Linked DNA regions of Homo sapiens: region 2 is linked to region 1. Evidence: chromatin loops called from intact Hi-C (ENCODE). Cell type or tissue: CD4-positive, alpha-beta T cell. All regions are shown on one strand. Links, peaks and the distances in the headings refer to the core of each region. The heading gives the core; the rest is flanking DNA.

Region 1 (3,918 bases), core at 47-2,546:
TTGATAATCAGAAGTGGTAACTCTCACCAGCCTGTGGAAACATGATCGCATAATCTCCCATAATCTCCTGAAGGCAGAAGATAAACTTCAACACTGTAAAACATTTTAAAGTCTTCAGAATCCTTCTGTCATCTAGTCTTGTAAATCACATTAAAATATAATTTTGTTACCCCATAGCCAATGCATATAGATCTGGCCTCTTCTCTTTTTCTTCTTGGCAGATTTTGTGTACTCTTCTTTCCAAAGCTTGACCCAGATTCAAAACTTTTGGGTACCAAGGAAGTATTTTTGTTAGCACAATCAAGATATTCCTGATGTGAGTATATTCGCCTGTTTCAAGGCAATGTACCGATGCCTACAACAAACATTTTCAGATCCATTATTATAAAAGCACAAGTATACAGAGAAAAATTTGCCTTTGAAAAATCCAATTTTTTTTTTACCTTGGTTAGTTTGTAATGCCATTTATGTACAACATGTCGAAAATTTTCATAGTCTAATTGATCAGCCTTATTTCCACCATCAAATCCAGTTGCCCGTAATATGGTAAGGAATCCTGGATAGTTTCCACATTCCTAAGGAAACAATGTTTGTCACTTTTAAAGAAAAATTATGATCCACAAAATAGCAGAAATTGAAACTTAAGTAGACTAGATCAATGTTTCCGTGTAAAAACATCATGCGTATTTGGATAGGTAGTCACAAAAAGTTCAACTTATACAAAGATACTAATTTGGAATGTCAGTTTGAGATAGAATAAAAAAGTACATAGCACATTTTAATAACAAATTAATTGTGCTTATAAACACAGTTTTACAACTGAATCTTAAACTCAGCTTCTCTTTTAAAACTCAACTATCTAGATATTAATGGATGTGGTCATTATATACATGGGTAAAATATAAGGGTTTTTATTAGTCATACCTTTTCATATGTGGCTCTATCACTATGCCACCTGGTCACAGTCTCTAACATGCAGCAAAGAAACCTTCCGTATCGACTGGCTTCATTTTCAGTACAGCTTGCAACTGTGTAAATTATGTCAGAGAAAACCTACAGGAGAAAAATGTTTAAAAAATATAAACAAATCAAGGTCAAAATCAGTTAAAAATATTAGAAGATTCTCTTACAGCAAGTCATAATAAACAGGTAAGCCTAGTCAAAATGTATATTCCCTTTATATAATGACACTGCAGAGAACTTTGGAGATTTTGGCTTTTGTGGGGAAATAATGCATTCATAAAACAACCACCCAAAACAAGAACTTTTATAAAGAAAGCTGATTTACAGTGACAAGGAAAAAAAAATTTATCATTATTATTACATAATAAGTTGTTTTTTTTTTATTACATAATAGTTTCTTAACCACTTAGCCATACATATTACTGGGTTTACGGGGAGAGTAAGCAGAGGAAATGCTGATAGAAATTAAAAATATGCAGCTGACATACTGGAACATACATTATGTTTTTTGTTTTGTTTTGTTTTGTTTTGAGACTGAGTCTTACTCTGTCACCCAGGCTGGAGGGCCGTGGTGTGATCTAGGCTCACTGCAAGCTCCGCGTCTCAGGTTCACACCATTCTCCTGCCTCAGCCTCCTGAGTAGCTGGGACTACAGGCACCCACCACCACACCCGGCTAATTTTTTTGTATTTTTTTTTTTAGTAGAGACGGGGTTTCACCATGTTAGCCAGGATGGTCTCGATCTCCTGACCTTGTGATCCACCCGCCTCGGCCTCCCGAAGTACTGGGATTACAGGCATGAGCCACCGCACCCGGCCACATTATGTTTTTAAACCACAAAATGTAGTAATAAGAAAAAAGCTAAATGCAAAATGTGCATATGACCATACTGAAAAGCTTCCCTGCTTTTATATGTGTGTGAAGGTGTAAACTTTTTTGTCTTTTTTTTTTTTTTTGAGAAGTGAAGGTTAAGAATGGAGAAGAGAGTTCTACCTATTATGATACAACACGTAAACTCAAATACTTAGTTAATAGTTTAACCTTGAGTGCCTATTACATATCAGGTACTTTTTATGTGTAGTGATTCATTTAATCCTCACAACAATCTTATGAAGCAGGTACTTATGCTTTACAGATAAGAAAACAGGCACAGAGAGGTTAAATAACTTGCCAAAGATCATACAGCTAGAAAGTAGTAGAGCTAGGATTCAAGTTCAGACACTTGGTTCTTGAGTTCATGCTTTTTAACTAAACACACAATAATACCTCTATAAATTATAATGTTAGCTATCTTTGTGTGAGAACTTTTTAAAGGTTGCAATAAAAACTTACTCGATCATAGCAAAGAAGTGTGGAAAAATTTGGAGTTTTCTGTTGATGTACCAATTCAACAAAACGAGCACAGTAAACAGCATCAATTGCTGAAAAAATACATCGAGGAAATATACACAGCTGTAGAAATTTTGTGATGGTCTCATTTTTGGTAGATTCTAAAAATAAAGGAAGAATATATTAAGTGGTAAACTTCTTCCCCAAGTGCCTCAAAGCCACTAAACATGACAACATATTACCTTTAGTGAAGAGAATACTATAAACCACAAACTATTTATAGTTTGTAACCAAATGTCATGCCTGGTCATGATTATCATTTTTACTATGTGGACCTTTTTTTCTATGATTTCTCCAGAAATATGTTTTATACAGAAAAGCTGAATGACAAGCTGCCAATATGTAGTTAAAAGTTAATTAACTTCACCAGCAAACTATATCAGTTCCTCCAGTGAACATGAAGTTGATTCTGCATTAACAAATAACCAAAGAATGGGATAGGGAACACTGAGTTGAAATACAAACATAATACACTTTAACACCTCTAAAGTTATAATGTTTTGTTTTCTGTAATTTACCAGCATCAGGAACCTAACAATTCCAACAACTTACTTGCTAAAAGCCAGTTGTCCTTTTCCAGTTTCAATCTCTGTAGAACTCTCTGTACATGTTCCATCTGTTTCTTTTCTTCTTCAAGAAGCTTGTCCTGAAGGGCAGTACAGCGCTCCTTCTCTTTTTTCTTTTTATTTGGGGGCTACAAAGAATTCAATTAGACACTTTTCTAACTATATGCACATTACCTTTCTTCTTTTAATTGAAAAGTTTAAAGAGATAAAGGCTGATAGTTTATAACTACTTTAACATGAATATAGGTCCACTTGAACGTGCTACTTTTATCTCCATTCAACACACTCATAACACTGTCATGGCATCTTCATACACCATCAGAACAGGCTACATTTGCAACACTGACACTATTAGTCTCAGGCATGGTGTCATCTTTGACTCTTCCCTCTCCTTTATATCAAGACTGGTTTACAAGCCTTGTACACTGCCACTACCTCCATCAGTCTATGCTCTCACAATAGACTGCCCAAAAAGCCACCTAGCTGGTCTTTAGCCTAATGCTAGTCAAAAAGCATCTTTCATACTGCTGTCATGAGTAATCTTTTTTAAGTACCATTTTTTACATTACTATCCTGCTCAGGAATCTAAAATAGCTCTCAATTTTACCAAGTCTACTTTTCTCCCTGACTTCCAATGCCTACATAATCTGGCCCCATCATAACTATTCATATGAATCACTAAGTACATTCACTACATGAAAGTGAATCAGTAAAAGTGGTCTCCCTAAACCTCAATCTACTTCCTGTCTTTGCTGGAACCCTATGGTGACCTCCCTATCTGCTTCCATATTTCCAAACCTAATCTACCTTCAAGGCCTGTCCATTTCAAGACTCGGCTTCTCAATAGTCTTCTCCTAAAGAACTCTCCTCTTGAGAACTACTGCTCTTGCTATTAGAGTCACATGAATCACTTTAAGTTACTAGCATAGTCGTCAGTAGAAAAGGACACTCAAATAATTTTTGATTAATCATAACCTCCACCTAGTCACCAAACTCCTGG
Region 2 (2,500 bases), core at 1-2,500, 440 kb after region 1:
ATACAGAAGTCTTTCTGTTCCTTTAGGTGCTTACAGCAAAGGAGAAGAAGACACAGTTGGATGATAGGACAAAAATCACTGAGCTTTTTGCCGTGGCCCTTCCTCAGTTATTAGCAAAAGTAAGTTTGTGTCAATATCATAGTGTTACTAAGAAATGAGTTTTTTTTCCCTAAATGCCTCACAGAATATTATAATGCTTTCTTATTGTGATATTTTTAACGTGATCTTTATATTTCACAGTACTCTGTAGATGCAGAAAAGGTGACTAACTTGTTGCAGTTGCCTCAGTACTTTGATTTGGAAATATATACCACTGGACGATTAGAAAAGGTAAGATTATTTTGTGTAAAAAAAACCTTTAAGAAAAATTATTCAGTTCATTATATCATAGCGTTTGTTTATATTTCTTAAAATGTTTTTTTGGAACGTATTTTAAGAAAGGAAACCTATAGCTTAGGTCTTCTGTACTTTAGTTTGACTTACAGAATGGCGGTAATGATGCTTCCCTTTGCTTCATGCCCACAACTGTACCTTCATTCTTAGCTATTATATGACTATGTCACTGATCATTTATAGAGACTGGGGGTGGATAACTAGATAATAACAATTAGATGAGATTGGGCTCATTCAGGGTGGTATGGCCATAGACGATAATAACAATTATAAGACAAAATCAACTAATATTTATTGAACACTTTTGCTATGTTCTGTGGATTAATGTAAGCTCTTAGTATATGTTAGCATTCTCACCATAGCCCTATGAGGTAGGTAATATCTCCCTTAAAGTTGAGGAAAAAGTATGGATGGATCAGTGTATTTATTTATCATGATTAGAAAAGCACCTTAAAATGTACGCTCTGTGTTGTAGACTTACTGTATTTGAAAATTTTTTCCATGGTGGTATGGTCATGTAGTCACTTTATACCTATCATATATGCCTTAGTTTTGATGAAAAATATTATTATTTTGCAGCATTTGGATGCCTTATTGCGACAGATCCGGAATATTGTAGAGAAGCACACAGATACAGATGTTTTGGAAGCATGTTCTAAAACTTACCATGCACTCTGTAATGAAGAGTTCACAATCTTCAACAGAGTAGATATTTCAAGAAGTCAACTGATAGATGAATTGGCAGATAAATTTAACCGGCTTCTTGAAGATTTTCTGCAAGAGGTATATATTATAACTATTACAAGTATTTTGTCAGTTGAGCCCCTCTACTGCAGTAAGCTAATTAGTCACCCAAGTGTTAAGTCTTGGTGATAGTCCCTAGCAGTATTTTGAAAAGATGTTCAGGCTTTTCATTCTATGACTCATCAGGCTACTCCTCCACCAAAATAGGAAAGTGGTAAGAATCTGTGACTCAGAGAAGGTGAAAGCAAAACTAACATCTTTTTTGTTTTGAGAAATGATCTGAACAGTTACCTGGTTTTTATTGAACCAGGGCTGTTAAGGAATAGGGTGTTAATGGAACAGAAAAGGAGAGCTAGATTTAGACTAGGTAGCCTAAAAAAAGTAGAGTATTTCTAAGTGTTTTGGCAGTGTAGGTTAGGGAAGGACATTATGTTTTTTTTTTTTTTTTGGAGACGGAGTCTTTCTCTGTTGCCCAGGCTGGAGCGCAGTGGTACGATCTCGGCTCACTGCAGCTTCTGCCTCCCAGGTTCAAGCGATTCTCCGGCCTCAGTCTTCTGAGTAGCTGGGACTATAGGCGTGTGCCACTGTACCAGGCTAATTTTTGTATTTTTAGTAGAGATGGGGTTTCACCACATTGGCCAGGCTGGTCTCGAATTCCTGACCTCAGGTGATCCACTCACCTCGGCCTTGCAAAGTGCTGGGATTACAGGCGTGAGCCACACATCCAGTCTGGGTTTTGATATTATAAAACTTTAATAAGTTATTATTATTATAGCCGCTGCTACTGTTGGAGTTTCCTGTGTTTTCTCTTGTATTTCCAAAGAGGCTTAGTGCATAGTACTTAAATACACTTGTATTTTTGTTGTGATTGTTATTTTTTCCAGAAATATATATTTACATTCAGTTTTTTTGATTAAAATAAAAATTCATAATTGTCAAATTAATGCCATTAGCCTTTTCCACATCACTTTTATCATTAATGCTGTAAGATCATATGGACTTTGTGATTTCTAGTTTTCTTGTTTTATTAATTACTCATTTAACTTTTATTTGGTGTATATTGTTATTCCGGGCTTATTAAGTTTTACTAATTGGAGGTTTGTGCAAATATGTTGATGTACGATGATTACATTCTTAGTTAAAAATTTTAATAGCTCTACTCTTGGCTGAATATAATTTTGATTAGGACAAATTAAAATCAAGCAATGGTTTAATTAAATTTAATTACTTTGTAGAAGAGTTATAGTTTAAAAACAAGTGCTTTTTTGAGAGAACTAGAGTTCAACACAGTAGATTGAGTAATGTGTAAGCAATTTTATGTTTCCTGTAGTAAGACTGGTAAAATTTTTCGAAAGTTAAGTTA

Evidence for each region. A loop is a pair of places that touch in the nucleus more often than their neighbours do. Peaks named below come from ENCODE experiments on the same cell type or tissue, not always from the same donor. Only the 100,000 strongest peaks of a DNase experiment are listed, where the experiment ranks them.
Region 2: it touches region 1 in a loop (3-fold over the local background); 1 of 110 quality-filtered maps calls a loop at or near these places.

Annotation. Positions count from the first base shown.
Region 1 is chrX:123,623,617-123,627,534 of GRCh38, forward strand. THOC2 (THO complex subunit 2) reads right to left here. Exons shown (of 39, transcript NM_001081550.2): 24 at 2,905-3,046; 25 at 2,296-2,453; 26 at 925-1,053; 27 at 444-575; 28 at 171-355. Among named protein-coding and RNA genes, the nearest start is that of THOC2, 110 kb to the right of the region's middle. In CD4-positive, alpha-beta T cell, for the core only: no CTCF peak of the experiment used is centred there; no DNase peak of the experiment used is centred there.
Region 2 is chrX:124,062,876-124,065,375 of GRCh38, forward strand. STAG2 (STAG2 cohesin complex component) reads left to right here. Exons shown (of 35, transcript NM_001042750.2): 18 at 27-119; 19 at 241-330; 20 at 973-1,176. Among named protein-coding and RNA genes, the nearest start is that of STAG2, 100 kb to the left of the region's middle. In CD4-positive, alpha-beta T cell, for the core only: no CTCF peak of the experiment used is centred there; a DNase peak (open chromatin) is centred at 1,336.